Regions from separate parts of the Mus musculus genome. Here all the other regions are linked to region 1. The links are chromatin loops, found by intact Hi-C in ENCODE. Cell type or tissue: heart. All regions are shown on one strand. Links, peaks and the distances in the headings refer to the core of each region. The heading gives the core; the rest is flanking DNA.

Region 1 (6,960 bases), core at 1,367-6,366:
TCCCAATTTGTCCCCAATTTGTCCCAGCGCTGTGAAAACCCTACATGGTTTCTGAAGTCTTCCTTGTCTTAGAGGTTTGTAAAGCTCGCTGGAATCAATCTCTTTTACAAACCTCTACCTCCCTCCACCCCCTCTCTCCTTTACTACTCTGCTGAAATACCTTAGGATGCAACCCTGAAAATGTTTATGCTTCTACACTCTCTATGGGGGGAATTCTCGTTCTCAACTGGACACGTGATTTGTGATGACAAAGATGAAGTACTCATGCAGGGATCCCATCTTTGACGCTGTTCCCTGGCAGGAACCACCACTGTATCCTAGACACTGGACCACTTCCCATCTCTTTCAAAGCAATCCCTCCTTTAAGCAGAATATAATTCATTTAACTGATTGATGTGAATCAACACCACGACTCCTTCTCCTATCAAAATGCTGAGGGCTAGTTATGAAAGAAATAGAACATGATGATCCCTTACCACCAAAAAATGCTGGACATGGCATCCATCCCAAGGTGAGCATGCCCATGAAAAATCTAAACTCAAAAGTAAATTCCCATGCAAAAAAAAAAAAAAAAAAAGAGAGAGAGAGAGAGAGAGAGAATCACTGACTAACAAGATCAATAATTATCATCAAGATACCAACGAAAATGCCAGACATTCTTTATGGCAATTTCAAAGTAGTTGGTTTTTTAAGGAAGGAAAAAAAACTAGTAATTTTCCCTATATTTTGGTCTAGTGGTTTTTATGTATATCAATTAGACTCCGTGATCATACAAGAATGGTATTTTATTTCTTTGACTACGACCCTACTGCCCATTTTAACCTCAGTGAATTTTTGGTCCATTACATAGAAGACTCTCTCTACTAATAAAAATGCGACCTATTAAAGATTAACTTGCCCCCAGGACAGTCTCTCTAAAAACAAATTCCAAGCATTATAATCGACGATTTACACTCTGAAGACTTGAAGGCCAACAACCTTACTTACCCTGGAAGTTTTAAAATGGAAAATCCCATATACTTTTAAAGGCTATTGTAAAAAGAAAAAAATGTAAATCACAAATTCACAATAACCAGAAATACAAACAAATGTAACTTCTCCGTCCTTGATCCTTTCCACAGGAAGAGTTTCCACCTAAAAATACCTTTTTTTTTTTTTGCCAGATATCAGTTTTTATCTATTTTGCTTTTGCAACTCTGAACTGCAAACGATCTGTGCTCCCCAACTATCTGTCAAATATATCTCACATGTTACAAACTGTGGTATGTACTTGAAATGAGCTGGACCCAGGAGGTAACGCTGCTTTGTGAAGTTCTTGGCATTTACCAACACTTCAGCAGATCTTGTTCCTTGGGCATCAAATGTTTCACTTCCTCCAAAAAAACTACAAAGGTTCTTTAAAAAAAATCAATTTCTATTTTACAAGAGGGGAAACTGAGGGCAGAGAGAAGCTTGGGAGCTTGCCCACGGTCCCACAGAGATTTGAATGCTAGTCTGAGCAACTCTGAGGCTCATTCCCGCTATAGCATAAAGAAAATAAACACAAGATCACCCTTGGTTCACAAATGTGGTGATTCTGTGGAATCTTATGTGGATGGGTAAGAGTAATGAGCTTCCACGGTGCACTGTGCCCTCGATGGGTCCTATCCTCTATGACTTCAGGGCTTATTTTGCCAACAAGGTAATGTATTTGTTAAGTAACTCTGGAAAAAGACTCAAAGAACTTTCCAAGCACTAAGTGCTTAACTCATTATGTATAGGTCAATACAGGCTCACTGCTAAACATTTGACCACTGAAAAGTGATTCAGGCCTTCAGATGTTAAAATGGCCTGCCTAAAACAGGGTTAACAACAGTTCATGTTTTCTGAATATTCTACCCATATTTCATTGAATCAAAAATGAAAATTCACTGAAAAGAAAAATCCCCTAGGAGAACTCAGATTTTACAAGTGAGCTGCCCAGAAACTGGCACCCACCGCAGCATCTGTGCAGGGTATCCCTGAAGGATGAGACCGCCATATTCTGAGGAATCACCCTTTCTGTTTCCAACACAAGAAAGTTGGATCAGCCAGGGAATCTTCCGGTTCACTACGATCTTACAATCCATCTGCAACATAATTGTAACATTTTGTTTGTAACCCCCCAAAACTAGGCAATGATCTTACAATCCATCTGCAACATAATTGTAACATTTTGTTTGTAACCCCCCAAAACTAGGCAGACTCGTGGAACTAATAAGGAAGCTTCACAAATGAAAAATTCCTGAAATGTAACCCGGCTTCAATTTTCAGATCTATTACTTTCCTCCAAAGTTACATAATCTCAGGGGGAAAAAAAAAAAAAAAAAAACACAAGACATGACATTTGGAATGTTTATCAATACAAATAAGCAACAAAGGAGAGGAGTTCTCGGCCCTTCCAGAACCGCCTGCCAAGCACTCCTGATACTTATTTCCACCAAGTTATTGTTTAGGAAAACATGTTGTTCTCTCTTAAAATAACCCTCTTAATTGTTCCGAGAAGCCACTGCATTTCCAGAGAGGAATAACTTGCTCCCATACTGCGATACATTGACAGATAAAGTCAAAATAAGTCACGCAGACAGCAATAAAAGCGAGTCTGTGGACCTCCAAGCTTCCCGGGATGAAGGATGAGAGCTACCGAATCCTCACCTCTCTCCCTTCCTGGGAGCAGGGGCCAGATCTCCTCAAGTCTTAAAAATAATGCACATTCCAGCTACCTCATCTCTGCCTTTGGATGTGGGAGGTGAGCCACACAGGTAGGCTGCGAATGGACATTTTTAAAGGTCAAAATGACCTTGGATCTGTTACTGCTCACTCTAATCCTAAAGCAATAAATCAGCATTTGCTTCCGATCCAGTGTGGAGAAAGTTTCTCTTCCTGGGAAAATCCCAGAAACTCTATAAAGAATTTGAAAAAAATTTTTTTTAAATTAAAAACCCAAAATATGAAAGTCAAGTCAGACTCCCACAGCTGCAAGGGAGAAGTTTATGGACTGAATGTAACTCAAGATGTCTTTTAGGACTGCCCTGACACATGCTACCCTGACACATGCTACCCTCGCACTGCCAGGGCACAGATCCCCACGCCTGGGTGACTTGCTCCAGCTCAAGACTCCGGCGTGGGGGCGGGGGCTCCCAGCTGAAGCCTTGACATCTGCAGCGCTTTTCCAGGCGACGAGAGCAGGCCCTAGCTGGAGGAAGCGGATACTAAGGAGGGGAGGGAAAAGACGCGGCAGGGGTGGCAGAGATTCCAGGCTGCGGGAAGCCGGGCAAAGTCCCGCACACTGGGCGGTCCCGTAGTGTAAGGATGCCACGGCCCAGATGTCCCAGCTGCAGCTGGCACCGCCGCGGTCCTAACAGCAACTTCGGAGCTGCAGCACAAACTCGGGCCTCCAGCTCCTCGGATCCGAGCAAGCTGACAAAGTTGGGGGGGAGGGAGGGTGTCCCGTGAGCGGACTGAGAGACGATCCTGTGGCGGACTTGGGAGAGGATTAGGAGCAGGGGCATGCCTACCTTGGAGCATGGCCTCGAGTTTCTTCCTGTCCACGCGGAAGCGCTCCTCGCTCCACTCCGGGCTGTGCAAGAGGGGCGCCGCGGCCACCAGATCGTCCTCGGAGCCGGCCACCGGCGAGTCGGTGCTGCGCTCGCTGTTGGAGCCGGGGTCCGACTGCGCCGCCGCCAGGTAGCCCGGCTCGCTCTGCGAGGCCATGGTGCGAGCGGCGCTCGGGCTGCCGCCGCCCCGGCCCCGGCCGATGTGGCTCGGCGCGCCGCAGCGCTAGCTCGTGCCCCCGCCGCCGCCGTGGCCGCGGGAAGCCCTGCGCATCCCCGCCTCGGGCGCCGCCCCCCGCCCCGCCGCGCCGATCGCCTGCGCCCCGGCCCCCGCCCGCCCGCAGCGCCCGCTCCGAGCGCACAGAGCCGCCCGCGCCTCCGGCCGCCGCCAGCCCCGCCGCCGCCTCGCGCGCTCATTGGCCGGCCAGGCCCACGGGGAGCAGCGGGCGGGAGCGGCCAGCCCGCGCCCTCTCACACGCACCACGTCCACACGCCGCGCGGCGCCGCCCGGAATGCCTGACCCATCGCGTGGACCCTCGGGCTCTCGGACCCCCTCACCCAGTTCGAGCCTAGCGCTCCTGGGGTGCCCCGCCAGACGCCCTCGTCACTTACTGCCACTTTTTTGTACTTTGATGGAGACTCCATCAAAACTCACAAACTTTGATGGAGACTCCATCAAAAACTCACTCCTGCCAGGCGTACAAGCTTGCTTATCCACACCCGAATCCCTTACTGTCACTTTTCTATCCCTATACCCGAATTCCATCCCTCTCCATACTCAGAATACTCCAAACTTAGATCAAGTTCACCCCAAAGTGCTCAAAGGGTATGCTCCCAAGTCCAGTCCTATTTACAGACCCTCAGAACACCCTGAGTCTGTCCCACAAGCCTGAATGAGAATAGAGAGTAATAAAAGGAGATCTGGGGACAAGAGGGATTGATGACCAACTTTTGCAGATGTCAGAGTAGACTTGACTTGTGTGCACCTAATCGGTCCAATCCAAAGATACCTTCGCCAGATGTGCCCTTCTCTGACTTTAATTTCAGGCCTTGATTCAACAAGACACTACTTTCGCCACCTTAAGCATCTATCTCTGTCTGAGATCACAGAAATGGCTGGCTCATTCTCTAGACAGGCTGGGAGCTCCTCTCTGTTCTAGGCGGCCCACAGATGAAAGCCTCGCAACTTCTGATGCTGACTGCCCGCCAGCCCACGCACCATCACTCTCAAAGCGGAGCATAGAGCTCAGAGGATGAAGTCCTGCTGTGAGCTTGGAACACTCGCCCCCACGCCACACAGAATCGTACTGCCTTTTATTAAATGACCAAACGCACAAGAGTATCTGTTCTACGTAGGAGGATGATGGTGTTAAATATGGTAGAAAAGCACTGTGCTACCGAGGGAAGAAGTAGGTTTACAAGTGGGGTGAGCCATAGGGTTCACCTGGGGCCCATAGATAATCATACAGTGTGTGTTTGAATCAAAACTCTTACAGGGGGCTGGAGACGTGACTCAGAACATAAGTACACTGGCTGTCAAGCCAGACAACCTGAGTTAGACCCTCAGGCCTCACATGGTGGAAAGAGAGGCCCAATGCAGGCAAGTTGTCCTTTTTGGCCATACCAAGAGCACTTTGGAATAACACTCTCACACGCATACACAAATAGATAATAAAACGGAACTTTAACATATCTCCAGCTGGAGAGATGGTTCAGCCGTTATAGAGTTCTTGGTGCTTTTCCTGGGGACCAGAGTTCCATTCCCAGAGCCCACCTTGCAGGGCTCACAACTGCCTGTAACTCCAGCTCAGCTGTGTTTGGTGCCCTCTTCTGACTTCTTCTGGCACCTGCACTTGAGGACATGTACACACACACACACACACACACCATAGATAGATAGATAGATAGATAGATAGATAGATAGATAGATAGATAGATAGATAGATGGATGGATGGATGGATGGATGGATGGATGGATGGATGGATGGATGGATGGATGGATGGGTGGGTGGGTGGGTGGGTGGGTGGGTGGGTGGGTAGAGGAGGAATGGGATGCATCTTTCCCTTGGTTCCTGCTACAATGAGAAAACCAGCAGAGCCAGGACATGGAAGTGGGGGACTGGATGATGAGAGTTTCAAGTACGAGGTGAGTTAAAAGAAGAGAGTTCAAGCTCGAGACGCCCCAATCAGTCCAGTCAGGGGTTCTATCTTCATTCTCACAACAAAGGGAAAGTACACAAACATTTTAGGTTAAAGGTGGTGTGGTTAAATACGATCATTAAAGAGGCGCCAGTGTATTTCAGAGGACATTGCAAGGCAAGGAGAGAAGAGTTGGAACAATGTAGACGATACATGGGAATCTTAGACCGTAACAATGCCAATGGTATCTGAGGCAGGGACAGTGTAGAGAGGCATGAGAGGATTGTGGGAAGCCTTCCTGTGTGTCATCAGTTACACTGGCATTGGATGAGACATGGGATGATGGGAAAGGTATGTCTACAGGATTACAGCTGACACAGAGCTTGGTGCTGTGAGCTGAATTAGAGATTACTGGGAGATTGTTGTACCAGAGGAATGACTACAATGTCCTCCTCAACCTAGTGAGGATAGGGCATCATTGAGAACTCCGAAAATATGTCAGATAGACAATCGGATATGATGGTCTGGGCTATACAGATGGGGGAAAGACTATGATTTTTGCCTGTATGCAATCATTCTAGTGAGATGCAGGCATCGGGCGTGGCTGGTTAAAGAGAAGAAAAATAAATAAAGCTTAGGAGAGAGTTAAGTAAGCATTCTTTTGTGGGCTGCTCACATATCAGACACAGGACACGGGGCAAGATAGAATCGGCAGTAAGAGAAAGGAGAAAAGGCTAGCGTGGGTTTTGTGATGTCGGCCCAGGAGAAAGATGGTTTCTCAAATGAGAACACAGCCATGCCTGTGCACTGTGGGGAGGTTGATATGCTCTTTACTAGAAATCACTGAGACTTTAGAAGCAGCCTGGAGGGCTGGAGAGATGGCTCAGCAGTTAAGAGCACTGTCTGTTCTTTCTAAGGTCCTGAGTTCAAATCCCAGCAACCACATGGTGGCTCACAGCGATCCATAATGAGATCCAATGTCCTCTTCTGGTGTGTCTGGTCACCTTAGATATAATAATAAATAAATCTTTAGGCCGGAGCAAACGGAGCTGACCGGAATGAGTAGAGGTCCAGAATTCAAATTCCCAGCAACCACATGATGGTTCACATTTTTAAAAAAAGGAGGAGGAGGAGGAGGAGGAGGAGGAGAAGAAGAAGAAGGAAGAAGAAGAAAAGAAGAAAAGAAGAAAAAGAAGAAGAGACTTCTGCTTGTGCGGATTTCAGGTCGGAGGGAGCATTTCTAAGGAAC
Region 2 (6,960 bases), core at 1,441-6,440, 100 kb before region 1:
AGTGCCAAGACTCCTGAGTTTTGATTTTCCAATGGATACAAGATGAGAACAGCAGTGGTATTAGGGTCTGGCAGAGTGGCTCATGGGCTCACACACAAAGGCCAGAGCTTTTTCAGCGAGATTCACTTGCAAACGCTTCCCACTGCCTTGCTGGTACCCACAGGCTGCCACTGCCTCTTGGAGAAGGTCTGCAGATACACCTCTCTAATTGAGACCTCTGTGTGTGCTTGGAAAAGCTACCCACAAAGGCTTCCCTTGCCTGTCTCATGGGAAAACCAAAATTCTCCAGATCTCCTTTCAGGCCAGAAGCCTAGCATGGCACACATCAGCAGGTGCGGTACCCAACTCACCCAGGCTTGGAGAAGAGCTCCAACCTGGCCACCATCGATGGCACCTCCTGCCCTCTGCTAAAACATGGGAGAGTTCTTCCTCTCCAAGTCTCACAAAAGCATGCTGTCACACAGAGGGCATGCAACAAGAATAAAATGCTGGTCTCTCCATCCATACTAGCCACTCCTTCTTCTCTCTCTTGTCCTCTTGAGAAGATGCGTGTGGGGGCAGGATGCTTTTCCTCCCTGGCTGTTATGACCAGAGAATTCTACTAAGCCTGAAGGAAAGAGACTTGGCCTTTGCTGCAGGCAGTTCTTCCAAAGCTCACCTTGCCAATTATGGGGTCATAGGTCAAGCCCGACTGAGATAACGTGATACAAATATTCACAGTGGAGCTATCCACAGGTAAAGAAGAGGGCAAAGAGACGGCTAGAGAGAGAATATCTTGTGTACTGTATGGATGTATCACCTATCAATTAAGAAGCCTCTGGCCTATAGGAAAGGGTAGAGTAGAAGGTGGAACATCCCGAAGGCAGAAAGTATTATGGGATAGAGCCAGGTGCAGAAGGAGTCTCCAGGACAGACCCATGCACAGGTAAGCCACATGGCAGAATGTAGATTGTGTGAATGGGTTGTTTTAAATTGTTAGCTAGTCAGGGAACAAGCCTAGCTATATGGCCTAAGTAGTTGTATATATATTTTCAGTCTTGAGTCTTTACTCCGGGAGCTTGGGGTGGGAGGAAAACATTCTACAGCACAACTGACAAGTGACCAGAAGTCCTCATCTTTGGTAGAGAGAAAAGGTCTTCCCTAGTCCTTTGGAACAGCAGAGCATCAACAGAGCAGTCGGTGTGGACAGGTCTGCACAAAGCATTCTTGGGGAAAGAATGAGGATGAATACCATACAGGGACTAATTCGGGTGCTAACATACCACAGGCTATCTCCACAGAAAGAAAGTCCAAGAGCGAACGACTGTCCCACAGGAGCACTGTGCCCACTACTGAGTCAAACGCCACGTGAGGAGGGCTTGGATCGATTCCAAAGCTTCTCCCACAGAAGGCAGAGGAAAATTAAGAACATGAGGAGCTGGGACGGGAAGATCCTGCAGGGGCAGCACGCAGCTCAGGCTGCCCAGGGCGCTGGGAGTGATGTAATACTGAGGGGTAAGGGGAGATGTTTTCATACTCTGAGCACCTGCAGCTTCAAGGGGCCACACCCTCCCTTCCACAGTAGGTGACCTCAGATGGGCTCTACCTCGCCCAGAGGAGAGGGTCTCTGTCAAGTTGACATCATTCTCCCTATTGATGGGCCAGTGGTTTGCTTGAAGAGTAAAGCTGTTGACCTGCTTAGTTTTTTGGGTTTGTTTTGGTTTTTTGTTTTTTTTGGGTCCCCCCCTTTGACACATGATCTCACACTCTGCAGACCAGGCTGACCAGGAACTCTTTATGTACCTCAGGCTGACAATACTCCTGTCCCTGCCTCCCAAAAACTAGAATTAGACTTGTGAATCATTAGGCCCAGCTTTGTCTCTTTTAACGCAGTTGACCACATCTTGTGTTTTTCCAAAAATACGTTCTAATTAAAATGAGGCACGAGAATGTGCTAGATGGGGCTTGAGAGAAGATCAGTATTCTACAGTGCTGGGGTAAGCTAGAGGGTTCTGAATAAAGCCGCCAGACGCAGCTTACTATAACTGACAACTCATTAAAAAAAAAATCAGTAGGTCACATCAATCACATCAACAGGATCAGCCCTTCAAAGATGGGACCAAAAGGCGCTACAGAAAACTACTGGCTGACTGTTGGCATGTAAATCTTACCTCTGAGGACACGGGTACCAATGTGTGAGGAACACATAGGGAGGAGCTATCTTTGCATCCTATCCTGAGATAGAAAGCTATCTAGAAGCAAGAAAGGCTGATGACACAGAAAACCAAGCAGAGCACACCCTAGCTGGCAAAATAAATGGCTAACAGGAGGTGTCTCCACACACACAAGTCTCAGGCAGACAATGAGAAAGAGAACTTCAAGGGGCACACAGACCCCCATGGCGAAGGTTTCTCCCTTCTCCGTCCTTTATTGACACCATCTACTTTTCCTGTATTCACTTCCCCCTGATGACTCTAAACACTAAAAGGAGGAGTCTGTCCAAACAGAAAAATTAACACACGAAAAGAAATGTTTTCCCATTGCCTTTGAAACCAGCATATAAATCCTTAAAACAGACTGAGGTATTTGATTTAAAAACAAACCCAAGAACCAGGCACGATAGCACATGCCTTTAATCCCAGCAGCCTAGTGACAAAGATGGGTAAGATCCAAGTTCAAAGCCAGCCTGGTCTATAGAGCAAGTTCCAGGACAGCCAGGTCTACAAGCAAACCAACCCAGGAGTGTACCACCCAAGCTCAGCACCACATGTCACACGTCACTTGTATGGGAATCCCCACCCCACCTCCACCCCTACCCCCTACTGCTTCTGTCACGCTTGCTGGGAAGTTCCATTCGGGAAACATGCCTAGCTTGTGTGCTGTTCTCCATCAGAATGTTCCAGACACACGAGACTAAATAAAAAGAGTGAGGGATGCTAAGATCATACAGAGCTAATCTATCTTTGCTGCTCTTGTCCTAGCCTCGTGTCTATGGTGACGACCCTGATAAGGAACATCAGCTGTGAAACCCTACAGGCCCTTCGCACTAGGAGCTTCGAGAGTCGTTCCTCAGGAGGAAACAGGAAAGAGAAAATTCTGAGGCTGTACTGTGGAGAATCTCAACCCAGATGAAGGGTATGCCTGGGGCTGCGTAGATGGCCTTTAGATCAGAGCGGAAAGAGGGGCAGAGGGAGGGAGGGAGGAAGGGAGGGAGGCAAAAGAAAAGGGCTATGCACATCTATAACCCAGCACTGTGGGGTAGCACAAACTAGAAGGTAAGGGGCTTTCTGGCTGTCAGGCTAGCTCCAGGTCCTGGTTGGGGATAAGTTTACAAAAGATAGAGCCCAACATGCCCAAGGACTCCCTCCAGCCTCCACACCTGAGCAATGAGTTCACCAGCTCGTGCATGCAGAGAGTAGTAGGCCTGCCCGCCTCTTACAGATCAGGGTGACCTTCTCTGTCACACTCTTGTTGCCTCCTGGAGAGAGTGGGCAGCAGATTCTGTCTATCAGCAAGCTGCGCTCTGCGGGACTAACACATTTAAGGTGCTGTCTTTTAAACAGCCAGCCTTCAGGAATAGTGTGTATTTGTTAATAAATGGCGTGGTGCCATCCTCAAGAGAAGTTGCTCTGGTGGCAGTGAAGCCAAAACAGACAGACCCACAGACAGTCAAAGTCTACAACGGGCAGACTTGTAGATACACCATTCTTACATCTAATCGCTAGTCCAGAAAAAAAAAAAAAAAAAAAAAAAACCCTGTGTTACTCCAGTATCTCAAGCATTGCTCTGAATTAATGGAGAAAGCTCACTGCAGTAAACACTGTCTGCACAGGGGTGTCTAACGACTTCTTCCCCTTGCCAGGCAAGAGAGGAAGACAGACTGAGGGAATGCTCAGCAGGACAGGCCACTGATCCCTGGAGGGCAGCACACGGGAACAGAGCCAGTGCTGACTCAGAGACAGGTTTACTCTAGACAGTTTCTCGTCACCTTTGAGAGGGCCAAGGGAACCGGCCCGAAATCCTGAACAATGACAGTATGCCCTTCCTTTAAAGTCAGTCAGCTGGTCCCCTGGGGGAACTAACCTCAACTTCACAACTGCCTCAGAATGCCCACCGGAGAGCTGGCAAAAGGCATCACGGGGTTCCAGGTTCAAACAGAAAGAGGGCACGCTGCCTTCTCAAGCCAGGGTCACAAAACCACTTGGCTTGAGAAACCTGCCAGGCAGCAGGCCAGCGATGGCCTCTGTGTTTGTTGAAGTCTGCCTAGCAACCCCTGGCAATTTCTGAAAGCACGTTCAGTCATCCTGGAAAAATAAACACCTGCCAATGGAACGGCCGAGGTTCGAAGTGTGTGCCCTTCCCTCCTGGAGAAGAAAGCTTGCTGTTAGCCTCCCGTCTGTGGACAGAGGTGCAGTGGCTGCAGCCAAGAGCATGAGGGTGGGGGTGGCAGAGAGGAGAGTGAACTTTCGGTCCAAACACCACAGTGACACTCTTCAGAATACAAACCCTAATGATACTTGGAGAATTCTCACTGTGAGGAATTGACATTTATTCTACTTAATATAATCATCTCCAGATCCATCTGTTTCCTTACGGTGCATGCTTCCTTGCACTTAAATTTAAATACACATGCTTTTGACGTGAACATAGAAGGGGCATAACGAGAGGGAAGATGAAATCTAAAGTGAGAGGGAGGAAGTGAGAGAAAGGTAATGACCTCGATATATCACAAAGAAGCAGAAGGGAAGAACTAACAAAGAGAAGCGGGAGATGGGACAGCAAAAAAGCAGCAGGGGCTGGAGGAGGGCCTGCTATACTGACATACATTTGTCCATACATACACACATATATGAAGACATCACAACCAAACCCATCTCTTTGTACATCCACTTTAAAAATTAATCTTAAAAATCGAGAGAGAAAAAAAGAGTTGACATCTAAAAATAACTGTGTGGTCTGGAGAGATGGCTCAGCAGTTAAAAGTGGAGATGGATCTCACAGAAGCCCTCAAGTTTGGTCCCCAGCACCCAGGTCAGGTGGCTCACAATGATCTGTAACTCCAGTTCAAATGGATCTGGTGCCTTCTTCTGGCCTCTGCAGGCACCTGCATTTGTGTGCACACACCCACACATAGACACCCACATACACACACAGACACATACACACACAGACACACACACACACACACACACACACACACACAAGTACAGATGATTAAAAAATGAAATCAATGTTCACAAATAATTTTTGCCTCTGGGTTAAAGCGTATGTAGAACCTTATTAATGATTTGAACATATGCTAAATGTTACAGTGGTATAAGCTGGCAATCTACACAATTGCTCTTAACTTAAATTTCTAATATTGAAAAGACACAGAAGGATTCTCAGGTTTCTAAAGTCTTTACATGCAAGACAGCTTCATTTTCTTCTTAGAAGGCTGACCTTCTGAACAACAATAACAAGTTCAATTCAATTACAGTTTCAAAGACTAACAATGTTTAAAAGTCCAAGAAAGAAAATACTGTTCTTATCTAGTTGTTTCAAGCACGCTCAGGTGGCTCTGGACGGACAACCTCCCCAGAGTCTTGAAAGGCACTGGCTGTGGAATGCCACAAACACAGCTTGCCTGGAACACACATGTCTTTAATGAAAACCAGAGGCTCCCAGGCCTGGGAGTAGGTGGGTCCATGCACTGCACTCTGACCAAGCTAATATGAGAAAGGGTAAACTGTGGGCTCCAAGAGCTAAACACACACACACACACACACACACACACTAACTCTCTTATGCAAGCTATCCTTCTTACAGAACTCTCTTACACAACTGTGGTAGATGTATAGGTTCTAGTGGCCCCATTGTCCTGTGGTCCTGGGTGGGTTGTGAGCAGTATTATGAGTTTTTATTTTTCCCTTTTAGATAAGCACAAAGCATCCGAGTACATAATGCAAAGAAACACGTCTATTACATCCTACACTTAGAACAAGACTCATGGGCAGGGGAATGTAACTCAGCTGGTACAGTGCTTGCTCAGTATGCATGAAGCCCTGGGTTTGGGTGTAATAACACAAGACCTGTAATCCCATCACTTGGAAGGCAGAAGCAAAAAAAAAAAAAAAAAAAAAATCCACAGTTCGAAGTCACCTTTGGGTACATAGCAATTTTGAGACTAGTTTAAGTTACATAAAACCCTGTCTTAGAAATATAATTAAATGGAAAAACAAAGACCCAGTAAAAGGCAAGTCTAGGTTGATGGGTTGCCTGCTATGGAGGGCTTCTACTCCCTGCACCCCAGCATCTCCTCAAGAAAGTTAACAGAAGCCTTTCCAAGCTTGAGCAACGTCAAGTCTGTGGTCTTCCAAAGCCACTGGTCCTGTCTTCCACAGTCTGCACCCCAGAGTCTTGTAGGTTTCTGATTGAGCCCTGGATGGCATTTGGGATGTTTGTGCAAACTTTCTGTCCCTCACCACGAGGTATGTCTAGCTGTCCCTCTTTTTTGCACTACGTCTTCAGTCTTTGTCTCTTTGTCAATTCCTAAACCATTTCCAGTCCCTTTCTGGAAAAGGGTTTAAGATGGTATCGTATAAAACTCCATTTCTGGGGCTGGAGAGATAGCTCAGCAGTTAGGAGCACTGACTGCTTTTCTAGAGGTCCTGAGTTCAATTTCCAGTAACCACATGGTGGTTCACAATCATCTGTAATGGATCTGATGCCCTCTTCTGGTGTGTCTGAAGACAACTACACTGTACTTATATAGATAAAATAAATAAACCTTAAACAATACTTTTAAAAATAAAAAATAAATAAATAACTACATTTCTGCAATTCAGAGTTGACTTTATGAATGCCAGAATCATGCAGTCCAACTTTGCCTAGCCTTGCTCAGACGTGAATGTAATTGAAGATGCCTCTGAAGGTCTGGTAGTGATTGACAACCGTAGAGGGAGTTGCTTCAGGAAACAGCTAGACTACTTGGCAAATGTG
Region 3 (6,960 bases), core at 608-5,607, 110 kb before region 1:
ACTGAAAGGTGCCTTTCATTGTGTAGCAAGAAAGGTGTGCCTTGGGAGTTTAGTCAACACGCGGCTTCAGCCTGCTAATGTGAGAATGGACTGAGGACACACTCTCCATCCCTGGAAGGTGCGTGGAACTCCTCAGAAAGCTCACCTTGTCTGCCTGTTTAAGAATGGAATGCCAGGGGCTGGAGAGATGGCTCACCGGTTAAGAGCACTGACTGATCTTCTGAAGGTCCTGAGTTCAAATCCCAGCAACCACATGGTGGCTCACAACCATCCGTAATGAGATCTGATGCCATCTTCTGGAGTGTCTGAAGACAGCTACAGCGTACTCACATATAATAATAAATAAATCTTTAAAAAAAAAAATGGAATGCCAGGGGCCAAGGATAGAACATCACAACATTATTCTTAGGACTTCTTATTTCAAAGTCCAAATTTCATCAGGTTTAAAATCAGTATAAACTCAATAATACTTAATCCAATTTTAGGTGTGTTTTAAAGTATTTAGTTACCTTCCAATGACTTCAGCTATTTCCCACTGTGAAAGAAATTATGTAACAGAAACAACTCGTGACATATAGTCTTTGCCGGAGGAGCCTGTGCCAGCAACTTAGCAAACCTGAACACAGATCAAGCAGCTAACTCTATACCTCCACATTGATTACTGAACGGAAACACTGTGAGGATGGTAACGACTCACACAACAGACTCCGGACAGTGGGAAGCAGGTGGAACTCCTCAGACTGCCAGGAACCCTGCAGCTGCAGACCTGTGTGGATCATACTACACTTCTCCTGTAGTCAGGGGCTTTGACAGTGACCAGCTTGACCAGGGTCCTCCATCACATCTCCCTGTGCGCTCCTGAGAGAGGGGAAAGGAGGCTGGAGGGGGCCTGTCCTCTTTAGGTGTTATTTCTAATACCTGGGTAGAAAGCACATAGAACAGGCTTCTGAATACAATGAGGAGGGAGAAGTTGGGTCAGGCATGAGAGAGCTTAAGAGGCTCAGAACACGATCAGCATAAGACCCCTTAATATGTTATTCAGTTCCACATGATTAGCACTGAACATGTGTACATACGTGTAATACAAGATGGAGTCACTAGGTTTTATGGGTTATGAATTTTGAGAAGGAATTAGGGTAAGAAACACGGGAGGGATTGAAGAGGGGATAGATATGGGTGGAGATGTTATAACAGTCTACTCATGTTTAAAATTTTGAGAAATAAAAATTTAAATAAAAAATTATTTCACAATTAAAAAAAAAAGTCACACACCCTTAAAATACAACACTGGCACCAGGTTGGGACCAACGAACAAGCCCCTCCCCTTGCCCAAAGCTTTGTCCTACCTAACTGCAGGAAACAAAACTATTAGCCCAAAATACACCTGAACCGTAGGATAACAACAAAGATTAAAGCAAATTACTCAGCAACTATGTATTTAAAAGGACATACTGAACACGGACAGGTAACAAAGGTCATTTGGGATGCTGACAGCTCCTTCCATTACCTGGTTACCTTGGTTACCCAGAATCACGTGAAGACCTGCCAGAAATGACTTCAGCAAGGAAAGACTTTGGTTCATGGTTTCTGAAGAACGCAGCCCCACCATAGGAAAGGCAGGGTGGACATCTGGGTTATGGCACCAGGAGTAACTGACAGGATTCTTTATATTATGGGAGACCAGGAAGCAAGGGGTCACAAAGGAAGCGGGGCTTTCGAGAACGGGTCCTGGTGACTTACTTCAACCAAGTAGGACACTCTCTGTGTTTCAGGACCTTCCCAGATGGCACTACCAGCTGGGGACCATGCACTCACAACATGAGCCTCTGAAGGGCATGTCAGATGGAAAGCATACGGAGGGTGCGGGGTTGGGGGAGGGGGACTGAACTCTTAGTCCAGCTGTGATGGGGGCTGTGAGCAGGTGAGGGTACTATGGAGATGAGTGGGGATGACGCCAAGGTGGCGCAGGGTTGCTTTGGACTCTGAGTAACACTGAGCAAAATTAACTGGAAATAAACTTAATCCACTAAGGGTCACGGAGACCTGACTTCGCACCTTCCTGGAAGAAGGTCAGCTAACAACAACCCTGAAATATAAGGTTAGAGCTGTTACCAAAAGGTACTCATCCTTAAGCTAAATTTTCTGGCTAGGATCCTAGCCAGAAAGTGGAAATGAAAATGACCCAGACATTTGAGAACACATGAATTCCACATGTGGCCCAGGGCCACAGCAAGGGATGCTGGAGACCCAGAGCACATCACAAGATGGCTTCCAGTCTCTATGGTCACGGGCCTGCTGGATGAGGGCAGCTGAGGTGGGCTTTCAAGAACATTGCATTGTGCCAAGTGTGTTGCTAAGCATCAATAAACCCAGCATTCAGGAGGCTGGGGCGGGGCTGGGGCGGGGCTGGGGGGGGGGGGAGACACAGACAGCAAGAGTTCAAGCCCAGCCCGAGCTACTGAGTGAGTTTAGAGCTAGGCTGGTCTGCATAATGGTACCTGCCTCAAACTCAGAATCATTTCTAAAAATAAGAGTTTGTCAGTAGCCAAGACTGGGATCAGGTGGAGCCTGTAAGCTTATGGGAATCTCTAAGTTACATCTGAGGAGCAGCCAATGGCCCATATCTCCACAATGATAACTCAAGTAAGATACACGAGGCTACTGTGTGGCCTATAATGCTTTGCCAACCCTAAGTGGGTCTCTGCCTCTCATTCACACGGTGACCAGTCACCTTGGCTGACACCTGTAACACCAGCATTAGAAAAAAAAAATTCACTGCAGCATGATTTTGAATTCAAGGCCAACCTGGGCTACACAGTGAGTCTAAGGCTAGCTTGGACAACCTAACAAGACTCTGTATCCAAAAATAAAATGATAAGACTAGAAGCTCAACATACATGTTCGATCGATGTCTGACCTTTTAAGTCACAACAGCAATGTCGCTGAGATTGTATGCAGTTTACTAAGTTTTGAAGGAGTCTCAGTAGAGGACAGGGAGGCAAGGACCAGGGAGGCACGTTTTCTTTCCTCCTCCCCTGGCCGTGAAAACATGAAGCAAGCAATAGAGCTGCGTTCCCAGAGCAGCGAGAGGGCCGGAAAGTCCTGGAAGACAAAGCTGACGGAACGCTCTAATGCAAAGTCTGCACTGGCTATGTATGCATGTGTGCACATGTGTATATGACTTGCACATGCACACAATGGAGCGTGTGTGTGTGCACGCGAGCACACACACATACACACATAAATGCTGAGACAATGCAAAATGGCATCCTTGTCAACAGATGCCCAGGACACTGCAGCAAGTAAGTCCCACAGTTAAAGAGTCTACAGAAAAACCAGACCAGCAGGCTCCAGTTTCCACACTCCGTTTAGATCCCGGGCTTCAGATATTCTGAAGATACAGAGTCACATTCTCATGGGAATCAGCATCCTCTTCAGAATAAAAGTCAACGGCCCAATGTTGGCCCGCCTCGGGCTGGGATGGTCATGAGTGTTCTGCCTCAACGTGGGTGTGATTATTGAATATCTGTCCCGTCAGCAGGGCACAGTTTCAGAAAGAAGTGAAAACAAATCAGATCCGCTAAGAGGATGTAACAGCCCTGGAATTTTGGAGAGAACACCATGAATCGCTAAAGTATTTCTGGCTGCATGGCCAACCTCTGGGCAGCGTTTGTCTCCTCCTGGCTCAGAATGATGTACGCCCCCTCCTATGAAATCCGGCAGCTCGGGCAGGCGCCGTCGCCCATCAATCTTGATTCACGTCAACTAGATAGTCCACACATGTCGCAGAAGGCCCGCTTTTAAATGCCATGGTCCCGTTGACTTTATAAAACTAAATCCATGGTCAGTCAAAAGTGGTCCGGCACAAATTTGTTTTCTGAGTGATCTGACTTTCAAGGTTAAAACTACTTTTGCATGCCAAAAATATTCCAGCATAACACGGTATGGAGGAAATGGTTTAGTGCCGTGTATAGACTTTTTTTTTATTTTTTATTTTATTTTTGGTTTTGAATTAGAAATAACAACAAAGGAATTCAAGAAAAGAGAGTTCACTGTGCGCTGTGTTAGGTAAGGTGCATCACCACCACCATCATCATCATCATCATCACTACCACCATTATCACCATCATCATCAATATCACCATCATGACCACCATCACCATCAATGAAAAGGATGTACTTAAGAAATTTGAAAGAAAGTAAAAAACGAGCAAGAGGCCACAAGACAGTAACAATTTTATGCATCCTTCTTCCTCCAAACCCTGAAACAAAAAAATATTTAACAAAAGCAGTATTCTAAGGTCCCTTCCAAACTTTGACATTTTATACCTGGATAAAATTTCTTTTCAAATTAATCTCAAAACAGAGTAACGTCACATTTTTTTAAATTGGCAGCTTTTGGTGGAAGATGCTTAAAATTCCAAGCCAGAAAAAAAAATTGTCATTCTCTGAATATCTATGATGGGCACATTAAAACCCACCATGAGGGTAACTGGGGGCATGCCATCCTTCCGCTACCACTGTGGTCACGCATAGTGTGCTGTGCGAGAACATGAACTTTCTGCTCTGCTTCACTGTAAGTCACTGCTGTACACAGAGAAAAACCTGGGGGTCCTGGGTTTGGAGCCCTGGTTACCAGCTCAGAATAGCACTCAGAATCTGGGGGTTCCAACACTCACGAGGCATCGCTGATGCTTCCAGACTCGTGAGATCCAGGATCTATGTCTCCAAGCTCTGGATAAATCCTCACCCTGAGGCTAATTTCAGTGTCTGACACACTCAGAGCTCACAGGGTAGTGGCATCTGCTTGTCTAGGTTAGACCTCGAGTTCAGAGGATCAAGGGGGGATCCAACACTATGAAAGCTCCACAGTGTTCACAAGATACGTCCCACACCTCTCTCCTCTGACTACCACATAATTACTGACTTTGTGGCAGCACCGGGTAGCTCCCTTCATTTTAATGTAGCAGGGGCATAAGGAGTGGTTCTGACACTAAGGCCTTGTTCTCTAATTGGTTCTTGACTTGTCAATAAAGAACAGGGGGCCAATTGCTGGATGGAAGGTATAGGTGGGACTTCCGGGTCCCAAGAGGAAAAAGAGATGCAGGGAAAAAGAGAGGGGCTTTTCTGCCATGCTTTAGAGTAAAGAGGATGCTGCGGTCATGTAAGGCCTCAGGGCAGTTGGGCCTACAGCCTCCACTACAGGCTGACGGCCAAGGATGTTGGCAGAGGCTACTGATACAAGCCATTAAGTTTATGGCAGAGGGAGAGATGGGGATAACAAGTCGGTAAGGGCACGCCTTTCCAGGTGCAATTGTGCCGCAGAATGCAAGCTGTAAAGTGACAAGCTGAGTGTGTGTGTTTCATCCTCAGATTCAGGGTCTTAGGTTAGGGCTGGTGGCAACTGATCCTGGGCGGAACAAAAGGAAACCGGGAAGGACTAGAGTGTGGGCTGTGGTCCCAGGCATAAGGCGGTAGTGTGTTTTTAAACTACCTGCAACAGTCGTCTCTACAGAGCAATGACCATGAATGTTCACCATCTAGATCCTGCCACTTCAAAGAAAAGAAATCTTTTGTTGTTGTTGTTGTTATTGTTTTTGTTTTGTTTTTCTAGACAGGATTTCTCTGTGTAGCCCTGGCTGCTTTGGATCTCACTCTGCAATCTAGGCTAGCCTCAAACGAAGAGATCCACCTGCCTCTGCCTCCGGGGACTAAAGGCCCGCGCCACCCCTGCCTGGCAGAAAAAAAATCTTTTTATATGTTATTTTATGACATGTTTGTGAGAGGGAGCTGCATGACCCCAGCACCTAGGTGGCGGTCAGAGGGGAGCTTGTGGGAGTTGGTTCTCTCTGTCTACCATGTGGGCACAAGGGATCAAACATGGGTCGTGGGATTGCAGGCACGTCCCCCCCCCCACACACACACATACACAGACACACTAATCCATCTTGCTAGCTGGGAAAAGTCACTTTTTCCTTACCTTTGGAAAACCTAGAACAAGATTTTGGGTGTATAGAAAGCTGTGGACCCAAGCTCCTGCACTTCACAGCCATCGCCTACTCTGGGGGATAACCTCCGCTACTTCAGTCGGTAGATAAAAAAGGAGACTGGCATCTTCAAAGCACAGGCTGCCTGGATCGGTGGTTCAACATGTGTGCGCGGATAAAACAAAAGCTTCAAATGGAGTCTCGGGAGGAAAATAAAAAGAGAAAAAAAGGAAGCCAGGAGCAGGAGTGGAATGTGGAATTTCCTACCCCAGGGCTGGGACAGTTATTGGGACTCCTGCCTCTCTAGAATAGACGGAGAGAATCCTGTATGGACACAGCAGCAGGGCCGGCAAGTTCAGCCATCTACCCAAGGCTCTGCATATGAAGTCCCCAAGGTGCCTCTGGGACAATGACCTCCACCCACAGCTCCAGTGTGTGGTGTGTCTGCTCCATCTCTCAGTATAGACAGATGGTCTGGTGCCAAAACAGAGATAAGACAGAGAACCCGCCTCACTCTAGAGAAAGCCAAAGTCTCCCCCCTAAGAGCCAAGCCTGGCTTCACTCCACCTTCCAGACAATGCTTAGAGCCTACCCACAGTCATTCCAGCCTGGAAAACATCCAAGGCAGGCATTCTTCATGAAAGCGACTTGTACGCCGTGGTAAGGTGAGGTGGGCCCTCTTGAAACTGGTACCCTCTGCCAGTGTCCAAGCCGTGTCTCACCGACATTTTTATGGCTGGTACATTTTTTTTGGAACTGCTGGCTTCAGCTCTTCCTGCCAGAGCATCTCTTGGCTCATTTATTTATTTTTAACAAGAGGTCCGGGCTAATTTTAAAAGCAAAAGACACGTAAAGAAGTGGAGTTTGGCTGAACAGAAGTTATAAGCAGGGAGAAGGATGGGTATGGAGTGTAGTACTGAAAGCAGAAATAAACACAGCACATTGAGCCAAATGCATCTATTTCAGTAAAGCT

What was found. A loop is a pair of places that touch in the nucleus more often than their neighbours do. Peaks named below come from ENCODE experiments on the same cell type or tissue, not always from the same donor. Only the 100,000 strongest peaks of a DNase experiment are listed, where the experiment ranks them.
Region 2: it touches region 1 in a loop (2.2-fold over the local background); 3 of 42 quality-filtered maps call a loop at or near these places.
Region 3: a loop joins it to region 1, with 2.2 times the contacts of the local background. A loop is called at or near these places in 3 of 42 quality-filtered maps.

The regions. Positions count from the first base shown.
Region 1 is chr10:71,155,885-71,162,844 of GRCm38, forward strand. It overlaps Bicc1 (BicC family RNA binding protein 1), which reads right to left and starts at 3,806. Exons shown (of 21, transcript NM_031397.3): 1 at 3,537-3,806. The coding sequence starts at 3,732. It also overlaps the pseudogene Gm6331. In heart, for the core only: no CTCF peak of the experiment used is centred there; DNase peaks (open chromatin) are centred at 3,167 and 3,977; H3K4me3 peaks cover 2,104 bases; H3K27ac peaks cover 1,313 bases; H3K27me3 peaks cover 1,434 bases.
Region 2 is chr10:71,054,816-71,061,775 of GRCm38, forward strand. All of the region lies in intron 2 of Bicc1 (BicC family RNA binding protein 1), which reads right to left. Among named protein-coding and RNA genes, the nearest start is that of Bicc1, 100 kb to the right of the region's middle. In heart, for the core only: no CTCF peak of the experiment used is centred there; a DNase peak (open chromatin) is centred at 4,226; H3K27ac peaks cover 2,119 bases.
Region 3 is chr10:71,045,895-71,052,854 of GRCm38, forward strand. The region is part of intron 2 of Bicc1 (BicC family RNA binding protein 1); the gene reads right to left. Among named protein-coding and RNA genes, the nearest start is that of Bicc1, 110 kb to the right of the region's middle. In heart, for the core only: no CTCF peak of the experiment used is centred there; DNase peaks (open chromatin) are centred at 3,597 and 5,257.